Regions from separate parts of the Homo sapiens genome. Here all the other regions are linked to region 4. Evidence: chromatin loops called from intact Hi-C (ENCODE). Cell type or tissue: B cell. All regions are shown on one strand. Links, peaks and the distances in the headings refer to the core of each region. The heading gives the core; the rest is flanking DNA.

Region 1 (6,400 bases), core at 746-5,745, 260 kb before region 4:
ACAGAAGGAAGCAGGAAAAACTCGTCATTTTTATAGAATCTCATTTGAATCTCATCCTGGCATGCCAAACAACTAAGGAAAATTGAGAGATTAAATTTTCTGGGAAGCCAACTGGAACTTTCTTACTTGCAATTCTATATCCAGCTGAAACTGCTCACTGAAAAATCATAGAGGGCTGGGAACGTGCAGCCATCTTCAAACACTGTACTTCCATCACAGAGAAGGCTCCTGTAGAGTTGATGCTCAGGAATGCAATATTATCATGCAAAGGAATGCAGTACAAATTCTTCTTTTATGCTTTTCTTGGAGCTAAAGGGATAGGTTTTAAACATTGAACAAATGTAAGAGAGCCAGAATATTGCTTGTCATACTCGAAAGCTATAGGGATAGACAATAAAGGCAATCTCTTTCATTTGAGAAGCAGCAAGCGGTGGGGTGGTCAGAAGAAAACAACAGGGACTTTAGAGTTGGACAGGTCTGGGCTCAAATCCTGGCACCACCACTCACTGGCTGAATAACATTTGGAAAGTTATTAAACTCTTGAAGCATATTTTTCTTTCTGTAAAATGGGGATAAAATTCTGACTTTTCAGAACAGTGGTGAATATTAAACTAAAAAGTGCACATAACATGTTGGGCACATGATAGGTGCTCAATAAAGGAAAGAGAGCCAAATAACATGTTACCTTCTACATAATGCTTTCATTATGTAATTGTATATACTGAATAATAATAAGGCATGTTGGAAACAGAAAATTTAAATCTCCCTGTGAATATCTCTGGACCAGGCCTGCAACATGGCCCTCAAGACCACCCCCAACCTGCCTGTGCGTGGCCGGACACCAGCCCGGGAGGCATTCCCAGCCATCTCCAGATCTCCAAAGACCTCTAAAGGAAATAATGGACATCCGAGAGCTATCACTGGTATTTCAAGAAAAGACTAACAAAGAGTTTTTCGTCTCTAAGCCTGCATAGATTATCAAAAACATCAAGTGCTGTTGCTTTTGCCTGGAATTGAGACAGTCCAGGGTGTTATCTCCCATTGAGGAGAATCTCAGATTCTTTGCTATACACCACTTTGATGATTAGAATGGGCAAAATGAATTATGTACTTTATTCAGATGAAATCTTTCTTATGGAACCCAGAATTCAGCTGGGGCCTCCCTGCTCTTCTGAGATGGAGGGGACCTGGCTCAAATCTCTCAATTTCATGGCTTGAGAAAGTCCAAAGCCTTCACCGAGGCATGTACAGATCTCATGGGTTTGGTTGCCATGGTGACCTTCCTCTCTGGCTCCCACAGACATGTATGAAGGCTCATGTTTCACCACTTCAGTCCAAGACTTTGTCACCATTGACACACATACACATTCCACTCACACCATGCATTTTCAGGGTCACAAAAATGGGGGTCACAGGCAAGGACCCCTCCTCCCACTGACTTCACACTAAGACCTCCTTTCCCTGCTGTCTCTCTCTTCCCTCCTTTCCTTTCTCCTTTCTTGCCTGTCTCAGCAAGGCAGTCTTGCTGTCATCTTTCCAGCTAGAGCATCATGCTCCCTTTTCCCCAAAAATATGGCTCTCTTCCTCTGATGCATTGCAATGGATAAAAATTTTTTGCCACTTCATTAAACTTGATATAAATTTCTTTGAGGAAAATCATCAAGAGCTCTTTACTGACAGAAGCAGAGTTACCATGAATCCAGGGCAGTGGTTCTGAGTGTGGTCCCTAGACCAGGAGCATGAGAATCACCTGGAACTGCTAGAAATGCAAATCCCTAGCCCTGTCCCTGCCAACAACTTACAGAAGCAGACACTCTGAGGGTGGGATCCAGCAATCTATGTGTTAAGAAGCCTTCCAGGTAACTCTGATATGGAATAAAGTTTGAGAAGCACTGGCCAAGAAAGAGGACCTCAGCTGGAACTAGATGAGCCTGTCAAACCCCAATGCCCATAGAGACTAGGCAATAATACGATGGGCATTGGACAGAAAAGAATATTATGGGGACTTGAGGGGACTGGGGCTGATTTTTGCCACGTGGAAAGGAAGGTCCAAGATGGTCAGGTTTTCTACATTTTCAAGAAAAAACAGAAATGTGAATTTTTGTGTGCATTCTCCAGATGTTTAAATGTCAGCAACCAATTTGTCTGGTCCTCCTGGGTAAAATCAAGGGCTTAGAGAAGCTGCCGACACTATCACCCTCTTTCAGCTGAGAATTACAGTATTCCAAGCCATGCTTCTAGGTCTGCTGCTCCTGGTTCAATTTTTTTGAGATGGAGTCTTGCTCTGTCACCCAGGCCGGAGTGCAGTGACACCATCTCGGCTCACTGCAAGCTCCGCCTCCCAAGTTCAAGCAATTCTCCTGCCTCAGCCTCCCGAGTAGCTGAGACTACAGGCGTGCACTACCATGCCTGGCTAATTTTTTTTTTTTTTTTTTTTTTTTGTATTTTTAGTAGAGACAGGGTTTCACTGTGTTAGCCAGGATGGTCTCGATCTCCTGTCCTCGTGATCTGCCCGCCTTGGCCTCCCAAAGTGCTAGGATTACAGTTGTGAGCCACCGTGACTGGCCTCCCAGTTCAATTTTTAAAGCACAGTTAGGAACAGTGGAAAAAAATGAAATGGAGACTCTCATTTAAAGTGGATTTTGTGCCAGACATGAAAATGGGTTTTTAAATTAATACAGGGCCGTGGAGTGGGAAGCCTATAAAACAGTAGTGAAATGGCAGTTGGACTTAATGTGAGATATTGTTTCTGAGCAGGCTTTTTATTTCCATCTGTATTTTCTCAGAAAGTCACCAGGGAATCCGTTTTGTTTCCCGCATTACATTTAAAGCTGGGCCTATAGAATATATGCAGTGCTCTCTCATTGCCAGGGCAACCATTATCTTCTCCTAATTCCTTTTCTTTCCTAAAAATAAAGTGCCCTTTCTCAAAGTATCTATTTTGGCTTTTTATTTATATCTCTCTTTCTGCAGCAGCCCCGTCTCCCTTTGACCTGAGTGTGACTTTTGTTTGGCTTGAGAAGAGATGTCGATAACACACATTCTGGACCCGACTGCCAGCCATCTCTGAGTGTTCCATTAGAACACTAATGAGAGCCACAGACACGGGGGGCTGGGAAACAACCCCAGCAATTTCACAGAAGGGGGTCATGGTCCCATTCCTATGGCACAGATGGCATTTGGAACAATGTTTCCCCAGCTCATTATTTCATCGGCTGCTTCCAAAGAACTGTATTTCCACGGCAGAAATGACCATTTCAAGAGATGAAGAGATGGGCGGAGGGCCCAGTGCCCAGCTGCTCTCATGAGGGATGAAGCCTTAGACCGCCCCACTCCTTTGATCTGTAACTAGACAATGCCCCTTCCCTGGTTCCTTGGCATTGTTGGAAACTTTCCTTTGCCTGTAGAGAAGTCTTGATGGTCCACTTCAGAGGCATTAAAAAAGCTGGAAGGAAAGGAAATGTGGAACACCGGCCTAAGTTCTGCAGCCTTTGAACATCAAAGACCAGGCCTTGATCAATACATCCACTAAAAGTGATTGCTTGGGACTTCTGAACCAAAAGGAACACGCTCTATAGACCATATCCTTTTGGAGACAATTTGCCATGCTGAGATCCTACAAAGATGGATCTTGTCATGAGATAAGATGAGAAAATCAATCTGCCCAAGATTAACTAAGGCAAATAGTTATGATCCCAGTGCTCTATGAGTCTACGTCCAAGCTAGGCTGCCCTGATGCATCCCACACAGATGAGCAGAAGACATTCATAGAGTCACAAAGACATGTCTGGTTCTCAGCGGAGTGTGTGCTTGGAGTTCTCTCTGGATTTACCTGAGCCATCCACATTCCTCCCTCTCCATCCTTACTGTGGCCAGCCTGCTCCTTGACAATCTGAGCTTCTCCATTACATCTGTGATAATGAAAAAGACATGCTCTTCCCTACCAAATCAACGCAGGAGTGGGAAGCATGACTTTGGCTCATACCAGCTTGTGTTTGGGGCACAGTGTATCTAACGGGAGTCTTAAAATTTGCCCACTACACATACTATGGGGCTAGGTGAAGTCATTATTTTCTTTCTCTCCCTCTTGCAATTTCAAGTCTTCTCCACAATTCTTTCCTACTGTAATGTTGTTCACTTGGATAGTGGCCCTTTGGCACAGCTAATGTGGAGCCCGAGCTCTGTGGTGTTTTACGGAAGGAATGTCACTTGCTGTGACCTCGACTGTGTGCTGCGGCTGGGGGTCAGGCTGGACTTGATGGGTCAGCAAGTTGGGACTGAAAACAGATAATTAAGAATTGGTCCTTGGTACCAGGCTGAGTCAAGAAGCCCAGGGCAGCTCTTGGAGTCCAGAGCCCCATCTTCAGATGGACAAGTTGCTCACAGAAAAGGGTGAGCTGGGGGGTAGAAACACTGCCCAGTTCTGCCACAAGGAGGAGAAAGTCCAAGGATGAGATTGCGCTGCTGGAGGATGGGCAACCAGCAAAGAAGAAGGAAGGCACCCGCTCTGACCATTTCCCTGTGGGCCTCATGGTCTGAGCCCTAAAGGCTCAATCACATACCGATTAGACTAGTCTGAGCTTTCACAACACTTTCTTTGAGGTTTTTTTCATCATAGGCTTAGTAATTTTGACATTATTATCTAATCTTAAAAGCACTTGTTGACCAAAAGAGTAGAAAGCAGGGTCTTGAAGAGACATTTGCACACCCATGTTCATAGCATCATTATTCACAGTAGCCAAAAGGTAAAGGAACCCAAGTGACCATTGACAGATGAATGAATAAACAAAATGTGGTATATCCATACAGTGGAATATTATTCAGCCTTAAAAAGAAAGACAATTCTGGTATACACTACAATATGGATGAACCTGGGGGATAATATACTAAGTGAAATAAACCAGTCACAAAAATACAAATACTGTACTTTATAATTCCACTTCTATAAGGTACCTAGAATAGTTGAAATCATAAAGACAGAAAGTAGAAGGATGATTGCCAGGGACTTAGGGAAGGGGAGAATGGGTGAGTTCTTGTTTAATGCATATAGAGTTTCAGTTCTGCAAGATGAAAAGAATTCTGGAGGTTGGTTGTATAACAGTGTAAATGTACTCAACACTACTAAACTCCACACTTAAAAATGGTTAAGTGCCGGGTGTGGTGGCTCACGCCTGTAATCCCAGCACTTTGGGAGGCCAAGGAGGGCAAATCACAAGGTCAGGAGTTTGAGACCAGCCTGGCCAATATCGTGAAACCCCGTCTCTACTAAAAATACAAAAGTTACCCAGTTGTGGTGGTGGGCACTTGCAGTCCCAGCTACTCAGGAGGCTGAGGCAGGAGAATCACTTGAACTCAGGAGGCAGAGGTTGCAGTGAGCCAAGATTGTGCCACTGCACTCCAGCCTGGGTGACAGAGCAAGCTCTGTCTCAAAAAAAAAAAAAGTTTAATATGGTAAATTTTATGTTATATATATTTTACTACAATATTGAAAACAAACAAATAAGCACCTGCTGAATGAGTCCCCTTTGTTTTTCCTGCTATTCTACTGAGATTCATTGAAGACATGGGTCCTCATCCCAGGACTGTCACTCACAAATTGCGTGACCCTGGGCAATTCACAAAAGCTTTCTGCACATAACTTTCTTCATGGATAATTGGGAATAATAATAGTGACTTTGGAGGATAGGTTGGGAAAAGATTTATGAATTAAAATGGATAATATATAAGGGCTATTGGAGATTACAAATCCATTATATCCCTAAGGACACCGACACCGAGGTCTTGCATCTATCAAGGACTCAATGAATGGATGGATCCAGAAATGTGCCTTAGCCAGCAAGTGACTGACAGAACAGTAAAGTCAGTGAAATTGGCCTTCAGGCCCACCACCAACTTGGGTATCTTCCTGCCCTCCTGAGTCCTCCATGCTTGCATTCTTCCCTTCCCAGAAAGCTGGATGATATGGTTTGGCCGTGTCCCCACCCAAATCTCATCTTGAATTGTAGCTCCCATAATCCCTGCATGTCATGGGAGGGACCCATTGAAAGGTCATTGAATTATGGTGGCAAGTCTTCCCTGTGCTGTTCTCATGATAGTGAATAATTCTCACAAGATCCGATGGTTTATAAAGGGCAGCTCCCTTGCACACAAGCTCTCTTGTCTGCCACCATGTAAGACGTCCCTTTGCTCTTCCTTTGTCTTCCACCATGATTGTGAGGCCTCCCCAGCCATGTGGAACTGTTACTGTGAGTCTTTTAAACCTCTTTTTCTTTATAAATTATGCAGTCTCAGGTATGTCTTTTTTTAGCAGCATGAGAACAGACTAATACACTGGGTGAAGTCTTACACTCAGACATTGGTTCACAGACATCTTGCGAAGGTGTCCACACTTTTATAAGAA
Region 2 (5,000 bases), core at 1-5,000, 200 kb before region 4:
AAAGAACACACAAATTTTGGTGTCAGACCAACTTTGTAAGTTTTAAGACATATATATATATATTTTACACAGTTAAAAATGAATTCATCTTGTGATTTTTGATACTCCTTAAGAATATAAATACGTGTTATAGTAAATGAAAAAATGTTTAAAGCAAATACAAACACCTCTCTTTCATAATGGTACTAGTCATGGGGAATGTGTCTAGAGACAAAGACAAACAACTGATCTAAGTTTTCTCCCCAAATGCTTTGTTAGAGAACCAAAATAAGAAATAGTCACAAAAAGTAACGCCCACACACTTCAGCTTTATAAAGCTTTGCTGCCCATAGGGTAAATTCCTAAAACCTAATCTAATTTGAGGACTGCGTTTAGCATTAACCTCTACGTTTTCAGCTGACTGGATCCCGTTTTTGGCTCGCTGTACTTTGTGCTTCAGCTGTGTCTACTGAACTCCAATGAGCTTCCACTGAGGAAGACAAGACCATCAGCGGATCCTTACATTATCCACTTAGCTCTCACACTGCAGCTCAAGAGCCCCATTTGCTTCTATGCATAATTAATCCCATGGGACAAAGGACAAGCGAGTTCATATGAGCAAATGAAAATCCAGCCCAGCTGCCGTGAGAAACCCATGACCCACTTTGGGGGTTGGGGAGTAGAGTCAGCTGCAGGTGCACAGAATAGTGTTCTTATTATTACATTTTATGCCTCCAACACATATTTGGAAAGAACCCTTGTCAGCTGCCAGTCATCTCTTTCTATATTACCCAAGGGCTAAGGAGGAAATCATAATTTAAAAATTAATTTCAGAAGTCATATGTAGGATGAAATAAGTACTTAAAAGAGAATCAGTGAATATAATTTATTTAGACTGAAAAAATATTGGGACAAGAACCAACAATGCTGCACAAAACAGGTGATTCTGTTTCAGGTCCTCATCAAGGTTCAGAACATGAGGCCAAATGCTCTTTGCAAATCTTTTCACCTTTCAATTTCAGTGTCTTTATGTTTAATGGTATTAACGGAGGCAATGATGATGATAAGTTTTAAGTAACTATTCAACTTATTGGTTGATGACAAAATGGCTAACACATACAATGACAATGAGGTTTAAAACTCAGTCAGTTGTCCAGTGTGTTTCTGCAAGATGCCAGACATCTGCATGTTTCCAAATTATTGGATGTCACTTCAATGCTCATTATATATCTCAGTGTTGACATTTGAGTTTCATAAAGACATGGCCTATACCTTATTTCTCTATACTTTCATTCCATCTTTCTTATTATTTTATCAATATTTCACAGGAAAGTGGTTCTAAGAATTGGATGTGAAGTGCACCTGTAAAACCGGAGAGCTATTTCTGGCTGATCAGAATAGAAGTGGTTGCTTCCAATGCATGCGATGGCTTCCACATGAGTATTGTCTTGTTTCAAAACTTCTTTGTAATATTCTGCTGCTGATGACATATTGTTCATTTCCTATTCTCCATCAAGAGAGAAGAGCAATATTTTATTAATATTGGACAAAAAATTATTTTTTTCTGACTGATTTAAGTCCATTCATTCAATAAGTATTTATTGAGAGGCTACCATGTGCCAGACTCCATTCTAGACCCTGGGGATACAATATGAACAAAAAGAGAAAGTCACTGTCCTCAGGGAGGTGACATCTGGTATGAAAGGCAAACAAATATGTAATATAAGAGAAGGTTAAGTGCTGTGAAGAGAAACAGAGAAGGAGAGAGAGAGCAGGGAGAGTGTGCTTCAGAAGGGGTGGCGGAAGGGGCCACTTTGGAGGAGGTGCTATTTGAAAAGACCTGAGTGAAGTGAAGGATCAAGCCCTGAGCATATCTGGGGGAAGCTCACTCTGGGCAGAGGGAAGAGCAAATGTATGAGCCTGAGAGGGGAACGTGCTTGTCACATATGAAGAACCACACGAAGGTAAATGAGGCTGGGAAGAGGGAAAGTGGCACAAAAGGAGATGAGAGGCAGCCAGGGCCTTTGTAAGCCACGGTGAGAACTTCAGATTTTTTTTTTTCTAGTTGAGAGAAATCCATTAGGAGAGGAATAACAATCATATTTGCATTTTGAAAGAATAACTTGACTGCTGCATGCTAGACATACCAAAATAGGAAAGAGTGGTAGCAGGAAGATCAAAAGTCCAGGAAAGAAAAGACAGCAACCAAGACCAAGCTTAGAAATACATACAAAATGAAAAACTAAATAAACCTTCTACAGTTATTATATATTCTTTCTAAAATACTGATAATCATAAATGTATGCATCTAATGTTATCAATGAATGTTATATTTCTCAAGTCCACCTTCAAGGCCCTGTTCAGGCTCCACATCCTTCATGAAGATTTCCCTAATGCCTTCACTTCACATAGCTGTCTTCTACCTCTCAACTTACATGGTGTTTATTATGTGAACTTGTTCTCATTAGAGAAGGACTCATACTTTTCATTAAATTTTAATCATATCAAATATAAGAGACTCTACTGATTGTTAAGAAGCACCATGCAGTGCTTTTTTTAAACAGAATTTTTATTTGATCCTCACTGATATTTAGACATACTCATACACAGATTGCATCACAGATCACTCTTTTGCATACTTTGTGGTAAGAACATTTAAAATCCACTTTTAATATTTCTTAAAAGTGCTCCACTATTGTCTCCAAGATTTTCTTCCAACCTATGGACAGTCATTCTGCTATGCTGATACCTGTGTTTTCTTGATTTTCTTGATCTTACCAGCAGGTGTCAACAAAAGCTTTCAGGCTACAACCAGTAATAATTACCAGGTTCACCATGCTCCCAAGAGTAATTACCCAAGTTTCCATATAAACAGACTATGACAACTACATGGCAACTGCCACTTGGCCATAAAAAGATGCTATCCATTTTAAGATGTATCTCAAGTTCAGAGATGTTAAAATGTGAAAAAAAATGTGTTTTTAGAGTCCATGAAATATGGTAAATTCCTTTAAAGCAAGATCATATGTGCCATTTCTTAGCACAAAATTTAGTGTTCTAGAAACTGAAAAATTAATAAACAAGAATTAAACAACTCTAAAAAATGTTCTTAGCTTCCCATGTTTCCATTAGAACAGAGGTTCTCAAACGTTTTGGTCTAAGATTCCTTTTAAACTGTTAAAAATTGCTGAGAAGAAGTTTTGTTTATGTAAGTTATATAGATTAATATTAGAAATTGCAACTGAGCTATCTTTAAACATTTACTTATTAATTCATTCTAAATAACACAAAATAAACCTATTACATGTTCACATACATAACATTTTTATGAAAAATAATAAGCTCTTCTGAGTGGAGAAAGTCTGTAGGTTGGTACAACTATGTTTGTGACAGGGTAGATTAGTCTGTTTAACCCAGAGCGAGAAGGTTGTTAAGTCCTTTTGAGCATAGGTCTAAAGCCAAAAGCTCCACTTCTGCTTTTATCTGTAATCAAGCTAATGGTCTGACCTCTATTTGTCGAAATCTTGTATCTCTCTCTCAGTTGGTTCTCAACATGGAGAACAGGGATGTAACTTATCAGTCCCATAAAACCCTAACAAAACATTCACCAGTTGACCCAAATCTATGTTTTATATATATTTCTTCATGTGCTTTATATTTGAAATTCTTTTTCAAAGCCAACAGCATCCCACAGTGCTAGGCTTCAGTGTTACAGCTTCCAAAGGTGGCAACGCCCAATGCAAAGAAGGCTCAAGCCTCAATAAGCCAGTTGGTTCAAGACTTTGGGTTCTATAAAATTACTTTTGAATACTTGTATACTTAATTAATGGACACAGAAATTAATTTATGTAATCTCGAGGAATTTTAGACTGAAACACCTATTGTACTGACAACCTCGTATGTAGGTTTTCAATTAAGTTTTATAAACTTATAAAATATGTGCTTATACTAAATAAATGTAAACCTTACAAAACGGTACAAAATTAAAAGTAAATGCCCCATCCCCAAATTGTAGTAGGCAGAGGCTCTGTTAATAGCTTCTTGAGTATTGTTCAGGAAATTTTGTTCATACATAAGCATACATATGGGTGTGCATATTTTAACCATAAACAGAATCATTCTATACATTCTAATATACAGTTTATTTTTTCACTCTCAGTGTCTTGACTCTTTCCATATCAAAACCAAAAGCTTTACTTCATATTTTTAAATAATACTTCTGCATAGTGTTCCATCAATACAGAGACCATAATTTATTAAACCAGTCCCTTTTTGTTCAAGCATATGTTTCCTTTTTTTAACCAAAAAACATGCTATAAAAACATCTTTGTACAGATCTTTGTGCACTTGTATGAAAATATCCTTAAGGAAAATTCCTAGAAGTAATATGGCCAGGTCAAAGAGCATGCACATTTTAAAATATCATCAATAATTGCAAACAACTTCCAAATGTTCATACATGGAGCTTGTTTCTCTACACCCTTGGCAACCCTAGATAACATAGAACTTCTTCATCTTTGCTGATCTGATTGAGTGAAAAATGGCTTATCACTGTTGTTTTAGTTTTTTATATCTTTAATTATGACAGAGGTTAGGCATTTAACACATCAGATATTATTTATATTTCTCTTTCAGTGAACTGCCAATTCATATTTTTTGTCTGTTCTTCTATCCTATCCTATCTTTTGTCCCTCCACGATTGTGTGTATGGGAGTCTTGGGTGGAACACTGCCCTCCTGGACACAGGAGAGCTGGAGGCTGAGGTGTGGCTCAAGAATCCCTGGGCACTGACTGTGTTCTATTCCAGATGAAAAGAGCCCGTGTTGATGTTGACCATAGTTCAACAACACAGGAAGGCTCAGTGTTTATAAACATTCTCTTCAGAGGAAAAGTATAGATGGTTAATTAAGTTCTTCCAAATAGGTGTCACCAAGCCCTAAGTACAAAAGGGGGGCGGTATAGTCAATGCAGCTGGAACTTGGTTGTTGTCTCATCTCTGTGGTGATTTTACTTTCACAGAG
Region 3 (6,400 bases), core at 570-5,569, 130 kb before region 4:
ATATATAACATATAATATATATATAATATATATAACATATAATATATATATAATATATATAATATATATAACATATAATATATATATAATATATATAATATATATAACATATAATATATATATAATATATATATACTTTTTTTTTTTTTGAGACAGAGTTTCACTCTTTGTTTCCCAGGCTGGAGTGCGGTGGTGCGATCTCAGCTCACTGCAACCTCCACTTCCCGGATTCAAGCGATTCTCCTGTCTCAGCCTCCCGAGTAGCTGGGATTACAGGCGCCCGCCACCATGCCTGGCAAATTTTTGTGTTTTTACTAGACATGGAGTTTCACCATGTTGGCCAGGCTGGTCTCAAACTCCTGACCACCCACCTTGGCCTCCCAAAGTGCCGGGATTAGAGGTGAGAGCCACCATGCTAGCTAGAAGTAATTGCATGAATTTTTTTTTTTTTTTTCTGAGATGGTGGCCTGCACCACCACACCCGGCTACTTTTTTTTGTATTTTTAGTAGAGATGGGGTTTTGCCATATTGGCCAGGCTGGGGAATTTTGGTTTTTATGTTTTCTACATTTTGCCTTAGATTTCTTTATAAACCTAAGGGTACCTAATCAGTAGCCAGCACATGATTTATTTGCCTGAATTTTAGAAATATTTCAAATATCTCAAATTCCATACTAGGAACTCAAGTTTCAGGAACTAGATTACCAAAGGGGGTGATATGGTTTGGCTGTATCCCACCCAAATATCACCTTGAATTGTAATAATCCCCACATGTCAAGGGTGGTGCCAGGTGGGGATAATTGAATCGTGGGGGTGGTTTCCCCCATACTGTTCTAGTGGTAGTGAATAAGTCTCATGAGATCTGATGGTTTTATAAATGGAGCTCCCCTGCGCAAATTCTTCTTGTCTGCTGCCATGTGCGACTTTGCTCCTCTTTGCCTTCCACCATGATTGTGAGGCCTCCTTAGCAATGCGGAACTGTGAGTCAATTAAACCTCTTTTCTTTATAAATTACCCAGTCTCAGGTATGTCTTTATTAGCAGCATGAGAACGGACGAATACAGGGGGTATTGCAGCCTTCGTCTGGAATGCTTAACAAATGTCCATTTGTTGATGTGTATAATTTTTTGTTTCTTTCTCCCACATCCTTATTTGCATTACTTTCACAGGATACAGATGATGGAATATCACCTAGCAATAGAAGCTTCATTAAGCTTTCTGATGTGACATTGGTAATACTGGATTATATAAAGTTGTGAGGGTAAGAACTGATCAGGTTTGTTTTTTTCTTCCTCTAGTATTCATGAATGGTTCATTTTCTAGCCACCTTTGTGCCTCGGCTGTCTCTTTTGGTCTTGAGTCGCCAGTTGAGGATGGTTTAATTAAGAATGTTTTTGCTTCGCACTCTACACTTGGGTCATTAAAATCGTAATGGAAAATATGATAATGGGAAAATAAATTACTTAAATCTCTTATTAATCTGAGTACTTAAGTGTGTATCATGGGATCCATAAGATATTGTGCTGAAAAATCCGAAACATAGAAAAAACTATATTCTTCCATCTCGTCTCATAAAATTTACATGTAACCAGTAATTAATATATCACAAATGTATAGCAACAAATATTTAATGTTTTCTAAGTTCACTGCTTGAATTTAAATAATCAACAATTTTTCTTTTTCTCACCAGGGGATTTCAAGGAACTCACTAGTGAATTAGAACATATTCTTATTAAAAAACAGAAAACGCCCTCCTGGTGACAAAGAGAAACTGTGTGTGCTTTTGCCCAGGGTACCCTACATGGGCCTTAGAGCCACTTCTCAGGCCTGATTTCTTTGTTTATTTGCAGCAGCTGCCAGAAAGCTATTCCTCTTTTTCAGATTCTGCCCAGAATGGAAACTCTTTCAGAGTTTACTTTTCATGACATCTATGTAAATTCCTTTCAGATGGCCTTTATTTCCTGCATGTAAACTGCTTGCAGATTAGAAGTCATAATCAAAGACGAAACGGTAATCCTGTCTCAAGTTAGTAACTGGCATCTTTGAGGAAGTAGACATTGGATAACATCTATTCCAATATATCTGTACCACACAGGAGTCAACCCCTTTTGGAGTCATATTTCTTGAAACGATGGTAGTTTATTTTAGCTTTTGTCAGATTTCTGTCTTGGTATTTCCTATGGAAATCAAACAGTAATTTTTAGACAATAAGGGTTCATATTGGTATATCCTGAATTAGTATTTTTTTGTTGTAAATCTTGTGGCCATCCTGAACTTAACACTTTTTAAATTGTGGATTTCCAATTATTTTTAGAGGTATTGATAAATCTTGTTCATATTCCTGTGAGAAGAGGACACAACTGAGTAGGAGGGGAAATGACATAGTCAGGAATTGATTGTTCCCAATACTTTTATTACAGGAGTTTTCTACAGGATCACAATTGAATTTATTTAATTAAGAGTAACTGTTGGTGATGTCCCAGTCATTTTTAAAAAAATCGAAGTACAATTTTTTTTTTTTTTGCTATTCGGAAATCAGATCTCACATGTCAGTTTACCATCTAAAGTCTACCTTCAGCTTTGCGGTCACTTAAGAAAACATACACTTAGGACCAGGAGCAGTGGATTGGGCCTGTAATCCCAGCGCTTTGGGAGGCCTGAGGCAGAAGAACTGCTGAAGGTCAGGAGGTGGAGACCAGCCTGGGCAACACAGCAAGACCCCCGCCTCTACAAAATAAACTTAAAAACAAAGCAAAACATTTGCCGGGCATAGTGGTACGCAACTGTACTCCTTACTACTCCGGAGACTGAGGCGGGAGGATCGCTGGAGCCCAGGAGTTGGAGGCTACAGTGAGCTGAGACTGCGCCACTCCACTCCAGCCTGGGCGACAGAGCGAGGCTCTGTTTCTAAAAATAATAATTTAAAAGCACATTTAGGAAGCTCGGCATCATTCCAATGTCTGGGTCCGAAAGCACTATAAGGCAGCAAGACACACAAGGTATCAAGCGTAAAAAAGAGAATTTAGCATCCCGGTGTGGATTTTCCCAGGCAAAAACGTGGCCTACGCTGGGTGCAGGGACCGTGCGGAACCGGCAGGTGCTTCCCGGTTGAGGACGCAAAGCAGCGGGAGCCCGGGGTCGCCGAGGGTCCGCCTGGGCTTAAGCAGCTCAACGAGGGAGGGCTCACCGGCCCGCGCACTTGCAGAGACGCGGTCCCAGCGACTCCGCAACTAGACCGTGGCCCCGCGAACTCCAGCCTCTTCTCGGCTCCGGGAGGGGCGGAGTGAGCGCGGGAGGGGGCGGGGCCACGCAAGGCCGCGCGCCCGCCGCTCGGCTCGGCTCGGCTCGGCTCGCTCGGTTTCGGGGTGCGCGGCGCGGGTCCGCCAGGCTGTGGCTACAAAGCCGCGGCGGGGCGCGAGCGCCGCAGGTGACCGGGGCTGGGAGCTGCGTGCGCGGGCGGCGGCTGAGGAGCTGGAGGCGGGCCCTCGCTCTCGGCCCAGGCGCTACGGGCTGAGGAGACTAGGCGAGCCGAGGCGGGCGAAGGGCTCTGGGCATCCACTTGACAGCCGGCGGCGCTCGCGGCCCTCAGCATGTTCCGCGAGGCGAGGGTTTTCCTCCCGCCTGTGGGCTGAGGCGGCGGCGGCCCCCGAAACGAGATGCACCTGACGGGCGCGGCTTAGAGGACGCGGCTGGCGGGAAGTCCCGGCAGCCAGCGGGAGGGCTTTCGTTGCCGGGCCGCCGCCGCCTCCCGTCGCCGCCGCGGGCCCGAGCGGGAGCGGCGGGTGGGCGCCCCGACATGGCGGCCCGGAGCGCCCCGAGCTGCCACCTGCGGCTCGAGTGGGTGTACGGCTACCGGGGCCACCAGTGCCGCAACAACCTCTACTACACTGCGGCCAAGGAGATCGTATACTTCGTGGCGGGGGTCGGCGTGGTGTACAGCCCGCGGGAGCACAGGCAGAAGTTCTACCGGGGCCACAGCGACGACATCATCAGGTACCGGGGAGCGGGGGCCGCCGCCGTCACCCTGCAAGCCGCTCCCGGAGTTTGCACCCGCGGGTTCCTCTGGACGCCGTGACCGCTCCTGCACGGAGCATCACCCCGAGGGGAATCCGCAGCTGTCTCTCTGGTCCCGAGTCCACCAGTTAACACCCTACAAATGCCTTTCCCCTCTTCCTCGTCTAGGGACTCTCTCTCGGGTCCGTGCAGGAAGATCAGGTCCGCGGATCCACCGGGCACCCGGTTTGACGGCTTTGTCCCCTTTCCCACTCCATCACAATTACGAAAACTGCGAAAAGGTTATTTTGGTGGCACTTTATTCCGTTAGATCCTGTGAGAAATTTCTTATTAAACGCATTCTTAAAGCACCCGGGGTGGGGGGAAACCCTTTACCTAATAAAGGACTGATGGAAGCACAGCAAGCGGTGGGCTGCTCCCGGGGAGCGCGCCCAGGGTGGCGTCCTGAAGGGCTCTCACCTCCTGGCCGTAATTATTAGTTCAGGTTTCACCGCCTGCTATAATCAGCAGAAACCCCAGGCAACCTCCAGGCAATTCACTGGATGTTAAAATGTGCACACCTGAAGGCAATTTAAGGTAGGTCTTATCTGAAGAGGCTGCTGAAAACTTCACTGATTTCCAGTTCTCTTCATCTTCATTAAAATACTCCTAAATAAGCTACTTTTGTATTTTCTTAAAATTAAATCGCTATTGGGGGGCTATTTTTAGTCTTCCTTGGACAATAACTCAAAGTTGGTCCCAGAGCTTGTTGACATTTCTTTAGTGAGCGGTATATTTGAAATGTAATTTTCAATCAGTGTCTTAGTACAACTTTTATGGTAAAGTCAAGAGCTTCAGAAATCATTCTAGGCCACTGATTATTGCCTCAAGCACAGCATTTTTTGTCCTTTACAGAGGAAAATATATTAAAAGCAATTGAGAATGTGTTTGTGTGGTGCTCTTGGGGTTTTATCAAAGATTCTACGATTTGGGTTTGGTTACAAAATGTTATTCCCTCATGTATGTTGCACAGGATTTAAATTGGGCATTTCAAATACGGTACCTTGGTTTGAAGTCTTGTAGGCAAGAAGCCCTGGTATGTAAATTCCACAAATAAAGTTGTTCTTCTGTTTTGCGTCTCTGTACATCTATAATATGTAAGAGGGAAAGGATGCCTAGGACAAACAGAGGTAGGGCAAGATGGAGTAAAGATAAGAAAAGACAAAATTGAGATTGCAGAGTAAGGAATGAGGTGGTGCTCTGTATTCAGTTGGTTTTTTTTGTTTGTTTTTGTTTTTTGGACACCAGAGTGCTTTTTCAGATTGTATTTAATGTATTACTTTGAAAAGGTAACTGATAAGTCATTTCATTTTTCTCAAGCTGGGACTCTGTATCGTGGTGATTAGGGTTACAGACCTATTATAATAGCCCAAATTGCTGATGGAAAAACAAAACTAAAGTAAACCCGTAGTAATTATTTATCTTCTTAGTTATCCCAAGAGTAGAGTTTACCCCAGTGTCTTGTCTTTTTCCCTAATCCTTTCAAGTCTCCCTTCTTTTCCATATGCTAGGTCTCCCAAAGTACCAGGCATAGTAGCTTTACCTAGCTGGAGCAGCCTTAACTGAAGCCCTGCTCCAGATAATTTAGTCTGTTAGGTTGAATTCAGCTGGTGGAGTAAATGTGAAGGATTTTGAGGTCTTCTCGTGGTACACTTGTATTGTTTTTACTCCTTGGGGGTTATGAGAGCAGTATAGCACTAAGGTCTTCTGAAACTAGATATGATTTATTTGGTGAGGTAAATTACATCTTGTTCTTCTAGCAGTAATTAGAAGCTGTGTTATATGTCACACCGCTTAAATTTCATAATTGTGTTTCAGTAAACTGTAAGGAAGGTAATGCTTTGACTTTCTTTTGGTATAGTTGCACAACTTATACAAAACAACAAACATACTCGAATTTCTCATCGTTGAATATACATGCTTATGATTTTATCCAAATGACACATCTTTAATGTATAACAATGAAAATAAGTTTCCTGAAAAGTTTCAATGAGGGAGTAAAATCTGAATCATACAGCATCTTGAAATTGGTGGCACAAATTTAATATGATACTGAGAATATAATTTAGGAATCAGTGAAAGGGCTCTGGACATTTTATTTCAAATAGTAATGACAGATCATTCATGTTTGTGAAATATATTGAGCTAATATTAAAACCTCAATATTTTTTCAGTTCAGTGTTTGACTTGTGAGTATAGAAACAACTCTAGTAATTTTTAAATTATGCCACAGCAGAAGATGTAATATTCACAAATGTGATGCATAGTGAAAACCAATGTTGCTGTAACCTTAGCTTTAGTAATAAAAAGTCAGTGCTGTTTTCATCATCTGTTTTGTTTCCACCTTT
Region 4 (6,400 bases), core at 696-5,695:
TATGAAATTCTGAGTTGGAAATTCTTTAAGAATGTTGAATATTGGCCCCTAGTGTCTCCTGACTTGTAGGGCTTCTGCTGAGAGGTCTGCTGTTAGTCTGATGGGCTCCCCTTTGTAGGTGACCTGACTTTATCTCTGACTGCCCTTAACATTTTTTTCCTTCATTTTGACCTTGGAGAATCTGATGATTATGTATCATGGGGTTGATCTTCTCATGGAGTATCTTACTGGGGTTCTCTGGATTGCCTGAATTTGAATTTTGGCCTGTCTTGTTAGGTTGGGGAAGTTCTCCTGGATGATATCCTGAAGTACGTTTTACAACTTTGTTCTGTTCAGGTACCCCAGTCAGTCATAGGTTCAGTCTTTCTACATAATCCCATAGTTCTCAGAGGTTTTGCTCATTCCTTTTCATCCTTTTTTTTTTTCTCTAATCTTGTAGTGTATCTTATTTCAGCAAGATAGTCTTCAAGCTCTGAAATTCTTCCCTGTGCTTGGTCTATTCAGTTATTGATACTTGTGGTTGCATTGTAACATTCTTGGTTGTGTTTTTCAGCTCCTTCAGGTCATTTGTGTTCTTCTCTAAACTGGTTATTCTGGTTAACAGCTCCTGTAATGTTTTATCATGGCTCTTAGCTTCTTTGCATTGGGTTAGAACTTGTTCCTTTAGCTCAGCAAAATTCATTATTACCCACCTTCTGAAGCCTACTTCTGTCAATTCATCCATCTCAGCCTTTGCCCAGTTCTGTGCCCTTGCTGGAGAGGTGTTGTGTTAATTTGGAGGAGAAGAGGCACTCTGGCTTTTTGAGTTTGCAGCATTTTTTTTCTTTGATTCTGTCTCATCTTTGTGAGTTTATCTAGCTTCAGTCTTTGAGGCTGCTGAACTTTGGATGGGGTTTTTGCAGGGACTTTTTTTGTTGATGCTTTTGTTGTTGGTGTTTGTTTTTCTTTTTTCTCCTTTTTTTTTTTTTTTTTGAGATGGAGTCCTGCTCTATCACCCAGGCTGGAGTGCAGTGGCATGATCTTGGCCCACTGCAACCTCCACTTCCTGGGTTCAAGCAATTCTCTGCCTCAGCCTCCCAAGTAGCTGGGATTACAGGCACCTGCTACCACACCCAGCTAATTTTTTTTGTTTTTTTTTTAGTAGAGATGGGGTTTCACCATCTTGGTCAGGCTGGTCTTGAACCCCTGACCACATGATCCACCTGCCTCGGCCTCCCAAAAGTGCTGGGATTACAGGCATGAGCCACTATGCCTGGCCTGTTTTTCTTTTAACAGTCAGACCCCTCTTCCTCTTCCAGCTGAGGTTTGCTGGAGGTCCACTCCAGACCTTCTTTGCCTGGGTCCCTCCCACACCTCGAGGTATCACCAGTGGAGGCTGCAAAACAGTAAAGGTAGCTGCCTGCTCCTTTCCCTGGGATCTCTGTCCCAGAGGGTCACTGAACTGATACCAGTGGAAACGCCCCTGTATAAGGTGTCTAGCAACCCCTGTTGGGGTGGTCTCACCCAGTCAGGAGGTACAGGATCCAGGACCCACTTAATGAAGCACTCTGACTACCCCTTGGCAGAGGGGGTGCATTACACTGGGGGAAATCCCACTTGTCCTGACTGCCCAGATTCCTCAGAGCTGGTAGAGGGAAAGACTAAGTCTGCTGATCCATGGAGACCACGGATGCCCCTCCCCTCTAGGAGCTCAGTCCCTGGGAGATCAGAGTTCTGTCCACAAACCTCTGGCTGGAGTTGCTGAAATTCCTGCAGGGAGGCCCCGCACAGTGAGGGGTTATGGTCAGGGTCCGACCTAAAGAGGCAGTCTGGCCACCATCTGCCACAGCCTCTGTGCTGCACTGTGGTGAATTCCTCCTGGGTCTAAACTGTCTATTTTCCCAGGCACCATCAGAGGAGAAATGGCAGACTGGAGCTGCAGTGATGTCTGCTGCCCCTCGCCCAGGGAGCTCAGTCATCTGAGGCAGCAGACAGCCAAAGTGATGACAGCCGTCCCTTCCCCCAGGAACTTGGTAGTCTTCGGCAGTCTGTAGCTAAGTGGCCACTGAGAATCTGTGCAGCTCTATGCTTGGGACTCAAGGAACTGGTGGCATGGGCTCACGGAGGGGATCTCCTGATCCACCAGTTGCACAGATCCATGGAAAAAGTGTGGTTTCCCGGGCAGGATAGCACAATCACTCACTGCCTCTCTTGGCTGGGAGTAGGAGCTCCCCTTGTCCTGTGCAGCTCCCAGGTGGGCTGTCACTCCACCCTGCTTTTCCTCACTCTCCATGGGTCATGCCAACCACCTTGTCAGTCCCAATGAGAGAACCTGGATACCTCAGTTGCTGGTGCAGGATTCACTTGCCGTTTTCGGTCTTCTTGGTGGGAGCCTCTGACCACAGCTGTTTCTAGTTGGCTTTCTTGGCCCCTCCCCTTCCAAATGTGGCTTTTTTGCTCTGGGTTTCTGCTCCCCTTTTAATTTTGATAACTAGAAAATGTTTCTAATTTTTCAATGATCTCAGCTATGAATTTTAAAGGATACTTACTATATTAATCTTCCCTTAAACTCAACTTTCTACCTGCTTTATGCCTGCACCCAACCAGCAGAATAAGCATTGAGTAAAACAGGGAACTGTGATAATTGACCTCACTACTATTCTGTTTCTCTTCCCTCTTTTGTAGCAGAACTCCTCAAAATAGTTGAGGCGCCCTTCTCTGTGTGTTCACATGACAGTAGCTCCATAACCCACTCCAATTAGGCTTTTTTCCCTACTTGTCCATTTAACCTGCTGCCAATCTGTTGATCACTTCCTGGTTCTCAGTGTATTCACCTCACAGCAGTTTGTGACACAATTTATCATTCCCTTTTTTTTTTCTGAAATACTTTATTCACTTGTCTCTGGAACCCGTGCGTGTCTGTTTCTTCTCTCTACTTCACTGACTCCCTTTTTCTGTTTCCTTTGCTAGTGCTATCTCTTCTTCCTGCACTCTGCATTTAGGACTGCTCCAGCGCTTCTCCCCGGACTTTTCTTTTCATATGTACACTCACACTTTAGATTCAGTCGGTCACTGTCCAGTCAGAAGATGAGACTACAAGGCTTATTTGAACAGTGGGAATTTAATAAAAAGAATTGCTAACTAGCAAAAAGTGATTACCTACTGAAAAAGCCTTAGAGGTAGCCACCATAGAAAGCAGCAACCCTAGTACTAAGGGAGAGTGAACAAGTTAAAGGTGATTCAGACCTGTTTGGAAATGGTGTGGCTGCCACCAGAACATTCAGTGAGCTTGTGGCGAAAAAGCTTGCCAGAGGGTGCAGCCCTCAGTGGAACAGTGAGAGTAGTCACTTGGTGAAGGAGAAGCTTGCCAGAGGCAGCAGGCCAGAGCTGAATGGTCAGAACCACTGCTTGAAGAGCTTAACCTAGGGCAAAATCATTGAACTGTGAGGACTCCTGCCAGAGAATCTTCCTGAAGTCCGCAAATTGCAGCTAAATTGTTAGAGCCATTACAGTGATGGTGGAGAAACTTGCTGAAAGAGGCAGTTGGGGCTGCCACTCTGGTGAATGCCATCAGGCCCCCTTCATGCCAGTGCCCGGGCTCTGTTAGTAAAACAGCACACTGGAGGAAGGGAGTCACTTCTGTTTTGGCCTTGTAGTGTCTCTCCAGCTCCCTCTACTGGCAAGCTAGCAAAAAAGTCTGTGAGGCCCAAAGTGGCAGATTTGGAACTGAGAGGCAATAAATTAATAACCAGCACAGTCTTCCCCTCTGGCTAGTCAGGATCCACATGAACCTTTATACACACATTTGAACTTCAGTACAATCACAGAACTAACCTTATGTTTCTACCCAAAGAGATGCAGCTACCCTTGGTACAAGTGAAGTAGTTCTCACCCCTAAAGAGAGAAGACCTACGCTATTCTCAAATTTAGTCACGGTCTTATATTCTTTTAACACAAGGAATATTCTTTTAACACAAAATTGTAAAGTTAACCTCCAACAAACTTGTATAAAATATGAAGGAGAAAAAGGAGAGAAAAGTCAAATAGTTAATATACACAAATAAAGATATACATATAACAAACATTATATGCAGCTCCTGAAAAGGATTCATATATTAAATTGTCTCCTTCATGTCTTCACTTGAACTTCTCATAGGCATCTTTAACTTAATTTGTACAGAACTAAGCACTGGTGGTTCCTCCTCTAGTTTATCCCATCTCAGTAAATGGCATCACCACTCAAGCAAAACCATGCCCTTGACGCCTTTCACCCCACATCCAGTTGGTCAAAGTTCTGCCAGCTCTATCTTTGAAATATATCCAAATCCTTCCTCTTATCACCTCCACTGCTGCCACCCAGCTCCAGGTCATCATCATCTCTTGACTCTCAAATCTGAGAAATCACATCTTAGATTTCTTCATTTCCAATGTATGCTTGATAATTAAATGACTACTTGTTCTCAACTTATGCTATAACTTTTCATTCTGTATATACCCTGTCCTTTCCTCATCAGATTTCATACAAGATACCAAAATCCTTAGGGCTTTTGAATATGTTTGCTGCAACCCTTGCTGTTAGGGTAAGCCCTTTTTTGTGTTTATCAATGCAGCACTAACCCTTATTTTTACGAATGTTAACATCATTAATGACATTAATGAACGATATTAATTTATCATTAATAATAAAAATATCATTTCATATATGGTTCTGAAACGTATATATACAGATGTATCTTCCTACCTTTAATAATGGCCTATTAGATTTTTAAAAATATTTTAGTTTCATAGGCCAGGTGCTGTGGCTCATGCCTGTAATCCCAGCACTTTGAGAGTCTGAGGCAGGTGGTTCACCTGAGGTCAGGAGTTCAGGACCAGCCTGACCAACATGGTGAAACCCCATCTCTACTAAAAATACAAAAGTAGCCAGGCCTGGTGGCACATGCCTGTAATCCCAGCTACTTGGGAGCCTGAGGCAGGAGAATCACTTGAACCCAGGAGGCGGAGGTTGCAGTGAGCTGAGATCATGCCATTGCACTCCACCCTGGGCAACAAGAGAGAAATTCCATCTCAAAAAAAATTACTTTTATAAAGATGACTTATTTCTTAAATTTCTGTTTTTTTGGAAAGAAGCTACAAAGGTAAAACCTACTCTGCAAAACTTCCACATATATCATTGGCTTTTTATGTTAATTAAAATCTCTCATTCTTTTTCATCAACTTAATTTCTTTTAAGGTAAATATCCATACTTGCTTTTGTTGTATTCAGAAGTGAGTTTCATTCCTGCTTAGAATTCCATACCATTGACTTCTATAGAAAACTTAATCTGTATCTCGACTCCTTTTTAATATTGATTTGAAGCCATAATAAAGAGGCAACCTTTTTAGCAAATATTTTTTTTTTTTTTGAGGCAAGGTCTCACTCTGTAACCCAGGCTGGAGTGCAGTGGTGCAATCATAGCTCACTGCACCCTCAACCTCCTGGGCTCAAACAGTCCTCCCGCCTCAGCTTCCTAAGTAAATGGGACTACAGGTGTGTGCCACCATGCCTGTCTATTTATTTACTTACTTACCTGTCTTCCCTTCCCTCTTCTCTCTTCCCCCTCGCCCCTTCTCCTTTGCCCCTTGCCCCTTCCCCTACTCTGCCTACTGGCAGAGATGGGGTCTTGCTATGTTGCCCGGGCTGGTCTTAACCTCCTGGCCGCGGGCAGTCCTCCTGCCTCAGCTCCCCAGAGTGCTTGGATTATAGGCATGAGCCACCACACCTGGCCCATACTTTAAATTAGAAAAAAGGGAAAATTGCCTAATATGCTCTTTCTCTTTCAGGTGGGAGGTGTTGCTGTTTTTCTCCTGATGGTAAAGCTTTAGCCGTAGGTCTCAACGATGGAAGCTTCTTAATGGCAAATGCGGATACTCTAGAGGATCTTGTGTCTTTTCATCACAGAAAAGATATGATTTCAGATATTCGATTTTCACCTGGTAAGATCCATTGAAATTGTATTTGAGTATTAACTTGGGTCTGGCAGTGTATAAATGTATCAATGTATAATTTTTATTAACTGTTATGTTATCTCAGAACTTAACTTTTTTACTAGAAGAGGCAGTGTAGCAAGAGGTAAAAGCCCTGTTGTTAGATTGGTGCAAATATCTGTCTTAGCGCCAATTCTGTTACTAAATTTTCTGTGTGACTTGAGCCAGGATGCTTCTCTGAGCTTTTGTTTCCTCATTTGTGATATAAAAGGGGTTGGATAACTGTTTTCGTTATATTCTTAATGCTTTTGAAATTGCACTCATTTTACTCCATTAATTTCCATGTATTCATTATCTACTACAAACCTACTGTAATGTAGCAATTACTAATGTTAAGGCAAAATTTACTTATGTTGGTTTAGTTCCATTTTTTTCTAAATTTAGAGGGAGTTTT
Region 5 (6,400 bases), core at 617-5,616, 350 kb before region 4:
ACCTAGAAAACATGCCAAATGAAGGAAGCCAGACACAAAGGACCACATATCATATGATTTCATTTGTAGCAAATGTCCAGAAAAGGCCTGACTATAAAGACAGAAAGACTTGGGTTATACAATAACTAAACAGTAGAGGTTTTCTTTTGGGGAAGATGTTCTAAAATTGATTGTGGTAATGAATGTACAACTCTGTGAATATACTGAAAATCACTGAACTGTAAAATTTAAATTGGTGAATTGCATGGTGTGTGAATAAAGCTGCTAATAAAGAAATGCTAATACAGCTGTTAAAAATATCAGTGATCCTGCAAGAGTCTAAGAATAAAAGAAGCAATGGCAAATTAAATATACACCTTAATCATAAGACCCAGCATGGTTTCCGAAATGTTGCAAAATGTCATCTTAGAAATTAGGAAATTTGGTATGATACCCATTTTGTAAATGAAGAAATGAAGTCTCAGAGAGTTTAACAACTTGCCCAAGGTTACCCACTTAGTAAATGTCAAGGCCAGGACTCAGGTACGGGGCTGGCACTCCACTATAACAACTCCAGGAAAGGGAATTCTTCACTTCAAATGTAGTCTAAGGAAACTGAACAGCATTGATCTTTTTAAGGCTACGTGGAGAGTTTTGACATGGCACAATGGACCTGGGGGGCTTCTAAGAAAAGTTGTCCTCCTTTGCAGTCTGGACAGACACCTCTTCCTGCTTCGGTATTTGGTTCAGGATGAGTACAATGTATTGTGCAATGAGGCTGAAGCATCCCAGGCTTCTGCTCACATGGCCGGAGCCCAGCCAGCAAGTCCAGTCAGAGCGGGCATGAGAAGCTCTGAGCCCATCCACACACCTGGAGCAGAGTTTGTTTGCCTCATGTGGCTGTGCTCTACTTCCAATTCACTTACTTGGCTCCAATTCACAGCCAGCCTTGGTCACCTCATGATCCCCTTGCAATTGTCTTGTGTATTTATTTACCCTCTGGCTCTGGACATGCAGTGGTTTGAGCCAAGAACGTTGGTTTTGAGTTGGAGCAGTACTGTTGGTTCAGCATCAATAGTCAAGAGACCGTGGGTATCTCATAGCCTTTAACATTTTTTTTTTAATTTCAAGAGGTTCTTAATGTACTACAAGGCCAACTAAACCCTACACTGCCTTATCTATTAACTTTGTGTTTTATGAATTCTGTTTTATAGACTAGAATCTCAGGCACACAGACCTTGTGCCTTCCTCTATGTAACAAAGCAGCCACAAGTTCCGAAGCTCCTGTACTATTAACCCTACATTCCTCAGATCTAGGTCTTCTCCCTACCAACACAGTCTGAGCATGGGGTCAGGGCAATCCCCAGAGAGGGCATCCACTTGGGGAGTGTCTAAAGCTTCCAAAACACAATCTCCTATAGTCTCACTTTTAATTTTGATTTTCACCACAGTCCTGAGTTCATATCATTATTCCTATCTTGTGGATGAGGAAACTGAGGTTCAGAATGGTTTGGTGACTTGCTCAAGGTCACATGGCCAGAATTTGAACTCCAAAGTATTCAACTCTAGGCCGAGATTCTTTTCCTGCTACCCCTCTCCCAGTCTTGGTTTATGATCGGAGAAAATTATTAATATTTTCCCCCCACTGTAAATGTCCCCTGCAAATTCCCATTTGTAACCTGCAGAAATCAATCTGGCTTCAAAGGATACCTGTGGGAGCCTCCAAGGAGAAAGGTACTGTGATCTTGTGGGATTGTAGGAAAGACCTCAGTCTGTTCTTTGTTTGTGTTTTTTTTTTATTTATTTCAGATGGAGTCTCACTCTGTTGCCCAGACTGGAGTGCAGTACCACGATCTTGGCTTACTGCAAGCTCCACCTCCTGGGTTCATGCCATTCTCCTGCCTTAGCCTCCCAAGTAGCTGGGACTACAGGCGCCCGCCACTACGCCCAGCTGTTTTTTTTTGTATTTTTAGTAGAGACGGGGGTTTCACCATGTTAGCCAGGATGGTCTCGATCTTCTGACCTCGTGATCTACCTGCCTTGGCCTCCCAGAGTGCTGGGATTACAGGTGTGAGCCACTGCGCCCAGCCGGAAAGACCTCAGTCTTGGTGATGAGGGTTGAGGAGTTGGGGAGATAAGACCAGAAATTATGGGTGCCTTGGAAAGGCTAATAAAAGTCGCTTCTTGAAAACGAGCTCTTTCAAACCAATGTTTGCTCTCTTTTTTCATTAACTGCTTTTAAAAGTAATAAATACCCACTGTAAAAACTTAAAACCACTTGTATTCCATACCTCCATCTTCCTAGTCACCCTCCACAGAGGGAACAACTTGTCCTCTGTCTCCAGGAATATTGTAGGTCTATACAAATACACACACACACACACACACACACACACACACACACACACTCCTCTTGTTTACACACATGAGAATTACTCTGCATACTGTCTATGACCTTATTTTATTCCCTTATCTTAAAGGCTTCCACATTAACTTACACAGATCTATCTCATTCTCTTCTATAATTGCACAGCATTTTATGATATGGATGTTCCTTAATTTGTCCAACCAGCCCTCATAGCTGGGGCCATGCAGTTTGTTTAGAAAATTGGGCTGTTATAACAACCCTAGAAAAAAAATCCTTACACATCCATTTTCAAAAACATCTCCATGATGAATTCTTAGAAGCTGAATCGATGAATTCCTAGAAGAAACTGCTGAATGCAAGAGAAAATATATTTTACTCTTGATAGAGACTGCCAAGTTGTCCGGCATCAATTTGAACTCCTACCACCAGACTGAGAGTGACTGCTTCCCCTAATCAATAAGTGGGAAATAACTCTTCAACCCCTAACAGGAAGCATCATTCGCTGAATAGTGACCTCCAAAGATACCAGATCCTAAACTCTGGAACCTCTCAATGTTACATTACATAAACTAAGGGTTTTTGCAGATGTGAATAAATTGGGAATTTTGAGATGGGGAAATTATTTGAGTAGGCCCAATGTAATCACTAGTGTCCACATAAGAGGCAGACAGAGGGAGATGTGACTACTGACAGAAGAGGAAAAAGCCATGTGATGAGGGCAAAAGGAAGGAATCGGAGAGAGAAGATGTCACATTGCTGGCTTTGAAGGTGGTAAAAGGGGCCATGAGCCAAGGAATGCTGCTCAAGAAGTTGGAAAGATATAGAAAAAGATTCTCCCCTAGGACCTCCAGAGGGAGCACAGCTCTGCAAAACTCACACCTTGATCTTAGCCCAGTAGGAATGTTTTGGATTTCTGGCCTCTAGAGCTTTAAAAGGATACATTTCTGTTGTTTTAAGCCACCAAGTTTGTGATAATTTGTTATGGCAGCAATAGGTACAAACACAAAAGGATAGGTGGGAGGAAGACTGTTGTCTGCAGTCCCCACCCAAACTGCCTCAATCATCTAAAGCAATTCCCTTGAGGCCCCGGCCCTGTGTCCAACACCCAGCAAGATAAAAGCCTTTCTGCTTTTTGGACCCATACTCTTGGGAAAGTGGCTTAAGCTACCATGGATTGCAAGCAGTGTATTAAACTATTCCTGCAACACACACAGATCTCCTTGAGAAGATAACAACAAATAACACTTTCTTCATCCCGCTGTGTTTCTGGCAGTCTAGTACCTCTTATAGATTTTTGCCTTTGGGGCCCTCATGTGTATATAAATATGGATTTTTTTTAGCACTAGATTTGTGACTTCCTGCAGCAAAGCAATACAGACCCACTTCCCCCCAAGGAGGATGTGGACGAGAGGTACTAACTGTCTGTAAATTAGGGATAGTTCCTCTATTTAGTCTTTGGGAGCTGAATAATCTTGTTCAACTGGAGTTCTCTAGGTCTCTGGGGCAAGGAAGGTAATCACCGTTCGTGAGGATTTATGTGGACTGGCTGGGAAGAGGTGTGAGTTGGGAGGAATCAAATCTGAAATTTGATACGTGCATTCAAAGGTTTAAATGGGGTCGTGAGGGCTCCCAGAGGAAAGGAAAGGAAGTAAATTGCTGGGCAAATAAACTCCATCTCAAATAAAGCCCTTGGGGCAGATGAACTGTGGAAGGTGGCTGTATTTTGCAAACAGATGGGGGCTGCTTGATTACAGTACACCTTGGCTGTATTTATACATCAGGAATAAAAACACATAGGCATGCACAGAAACACACCTCGCTCCCAGTCTCCTGGTTTTGGTATTTCAATCCCTGCTCTGGGCCAAGCAGGTGAGCGTTCAGGGGAGTTAGCTCCCTAAACCACCTGTTAAAATAATCCTGGGCTCCTCCACATCCCCCTCTCTGGCAAGCAGATCGGGCCATGCAGCACGATGACAGTCTAATTATCCCAACCATCAGAAACGTCTTCTGTGTCTTTAATCTACCTTGACAATGCGGTGGTTTGTCATTTCTAGGTCTCTTAATTGGCTACATGATTGACACAATGTGGGGGGCTTTTTATTTTAAGAATTGAGGAAAGCCTATGCTTCAAAATTAGCTCAGTTACATGATGCCAGAGACCTAGTTTGCACCCCACATGGGCCAGAATCTGATTTTTGCAATCACTCTGATCCTAGGTAGCTAGCAAGAATGACGGAGCCAGAAAACCCAAGCCACTTTCTATGTATATTATTTACCTTTCCCCAAATATTTCCAGAACCCTGGGTTGACCTGACATTCCCTTTTGAAAATGTTGAGATAAAGACCTGTTGAGTTGCTTGGACAGATGTGCCTTGATACCCTGTTTTGTCTGGACTTTGTATTATTCATCAGAACTGTTGCAGCTGCAAGTGACAGAAATCTAATTAATTTCTTTTTCAGTTCATATAACTTAAAAGTCCAAGAGTTGAACTGCTTGCAGTCCTACCTGGATTTGAGTACTTTAACGGTGTGGACAGGGCTCTGTCATTTTCATTCCAACTCTCAGTCCTGCCTTCCTTCCAGGAAGTTCTTCTTTCCATGAGGTGGGAAAAAAAGTTCTGGCAGCGTCAGGCTCCATGACCCTAATAATCCACCATCCTGGAGAAAGAACATAACCTCCTTCTCAGGGTTCCTATTAGCCTAGCATCCATGGAAGGCTCTGATTGGTCCTGCTTTGGTCCTGCGGTCTTCTCAATCATTGGAGGTCGGAGAATGGAGTTTTGTGATTGGCCAGGTCCCATTCATGTGACCAGGAGGCTGAAGAAGGCGCTGTGATTGGCAGTCCCACCAGCACCACGTGAAATAGGGGAAGTGCATTTCCCCAAGGACAGAGGGCGCCAGCCGACCAAGGAAACAGACATCCTCCACACACAAGAAAATTGAAAATATTTCAGATCAATTCCCCACCTCCCCCTGAACTTTACAGAAAAGTTGTAGGAACCTGATCAGCTACTAAAAGATGGGTTTTGAAGCCCTTGAGAAAAAAAAGTGATAATAGAAAAAAAAAATCGAACTTTCAGATAGCCAGCCCATACGGGCGGGTTTCTGAAGGCAATCTAGACTTCTGAGACCTGCAGAGTCAGCCGGAAACCTGTGGTATAATGAATGTGTCCTAGGGCATCCCATGTGGCAGGGATGGTGACGGGCTTGAAAAAAGGAGTATTTTGCCAAATTTGGAAAAAAAAAAATCCTCCTTCTCTCCACATTTGCGTAAATAAGTGTGTTTTGCTCTCATTTGCTTTTCTGAGGATTCCCTGAGTTGATTCGAGGATGGTTTGTTGTGATTTAATCTATGTGGCTGCAACAGTTAATGTGTAAGCTCATTACTATATTTGTTCTCTCTTCTCCCACTGGGCAAATTTAGTTTGCCTTAATCTAACCACTTAGTGTAGTATGTGTACAGGTTAATCTTTACCACACATTCCTTTCATCCTGGTATTCTACGGCTTTTTACCTGCAGGATAAAGTATCACCTCCTCAACGTCTCAGTCTCTGCAATCTGTTCCCACTCTGTCCTTCCCGTGTTATCTCCCATAGCAGCTTTTTATTTCAGGCAGTCTTGTCTTCACAGAATGATTTCTTCACCTCTGAACCTCAGGTCATTCGATCTACAGAAATGCCGGCATATTGGAGGAGGAAGGGAAACGGCTTTGGGTATCGGCTCTACTGTGTACTAGTAACCTTGGGTAATTAGGATTAGGCTGTCAGCTAAGATTAGGATCTGTTCCATAAAAGAGGAGAACCAACAAGATAGGAGGTTGTTTCTCATTCACACAAAAGAAGTCTAGAGGTGAGCAATCCAAGGCTGATAGATAGGGTGTGTTTCCATGGGATTATCAGGGACCCAAGCTCTTAATTTTCCTTCTGTCTTTCTCGGCATGTGATCTTCACCCTCAAGGTCAACTCACGACCCCAAATAACTGCTAGTCGTCATATTTGAGTTCTAGGCCAGCTGCAGGAGAAAATAAAAGAGGACTAAAGAATAAGTATCAT

The links. Peaks named below come from ENCODE experiments on the same cell type or tissue, not always from the same donor. Only the 100,000 strongest peaks of a DNase experiment are listed, where the experiment ranks them.
Region 1: it touches region 4 in a loop (23-fold over the local background); 2 of 110 quality-filtered maps call a loop at or near these places.
Region 2: it touches region 4 in a loop (36-fold over the local background); 68 of 110 quality-filtered maps call a loop at or near these places.
Region 3: a loop joins it to region 4, with 21 times the contacts of the local background. A loop is called at or near these places in 19 of 110 quality-filtered maps.
Region 5: it touches region 4 in a loop (4-fold over the local background); 31 of 110 quality-filtered maps call a loop at or near these places.

What each region holds. Positions count from the first base shown.
Region 1 is chr14:88,928,270-88,934,669 of GRCh38, reverse strand. No RefSeq gene overlaps it. Among named protein-coding and RNA genes, the nearest start is that of TRA-AGC15-1, 48 kb to the left of the region's middle. In B cell, for the core only: no CTCF peak of the experiment used is centred there; no DNase peak of the experiment used is centred there.
Region 2 is chr14:88,866,540-88,871,539 of GRCh38, reverse strand. TTC8 (tetratricopeptide repeat domain 8) reads right to left here. Exons shown (of 15, transcript NM_144596.4): 11 at 1,342-1,481. Among named protein-coding and RNA genes, the nearest start is that of TTC8, 44 kb to the right of the region's middle. In B cell, for the core only: a CTCF peak has its summit at 2,743 (motif pointing right); a DNase peak (open chromatin) is centred at 2,759.
Region 3 is chr14:88,789,899-88,796,298 of GRCh38, reverse strand. It overlaps EML5 (EMAP like 5), which reads left to right and starts at 3,346. Exons shown (of 44, transcript NM_183387.3): 1 at 3,346-3,992. The coding sequence starts at 3,796. RefSeq lists silencers at 3,206-3,565, 3,756-3,835. In B cell, for the core only: a CTCF peak has its summit at 3,499; a DNase peak (open chromatin) is centred at 3,478; H3K4me3 peaks cover 1,997 bases; H3K27ac peaks cover 1,762 bases; H3K27me3 peaks cover 330 bases.
Region 4 is chr14:88,664,892-88,671,291 of GRCh38, reverse strand. It overlaps EML5 (EMAP like 5), which reads left to right. Exons shown (of 44, transcript NM_183387.3): 22 at 5,803-5,955. Among named protein-coding and RNA genes, the nearest start is that of ZC3H14, 110 kb to the right of the region's middle. RefSeq lists an enhancer at 2,718-2,897. In B cell, for the core only: a CTCF peak has its summit at 3,640 (motif pointing left); DNase peaks (open chromatin) are centred at 2,661 and 3,631; H3K4me3 peaks cover 925 bases; H3K27ac peaks cover 916 bases.
Region 5 is chr14:89,012,013-89,018,412 of GRCh38, reverse strand. It overlaps LOC124903356 (a long non-coding RNA gene), which reads right to left and starts at 5,018. Exons shown (of 2, transcript XR_007064297.1): 1 at 4,854-5,018. In B cell, for the core only: no CTCF peak of the experiment used is centred there; no DNase peak of the experiment used is centred there.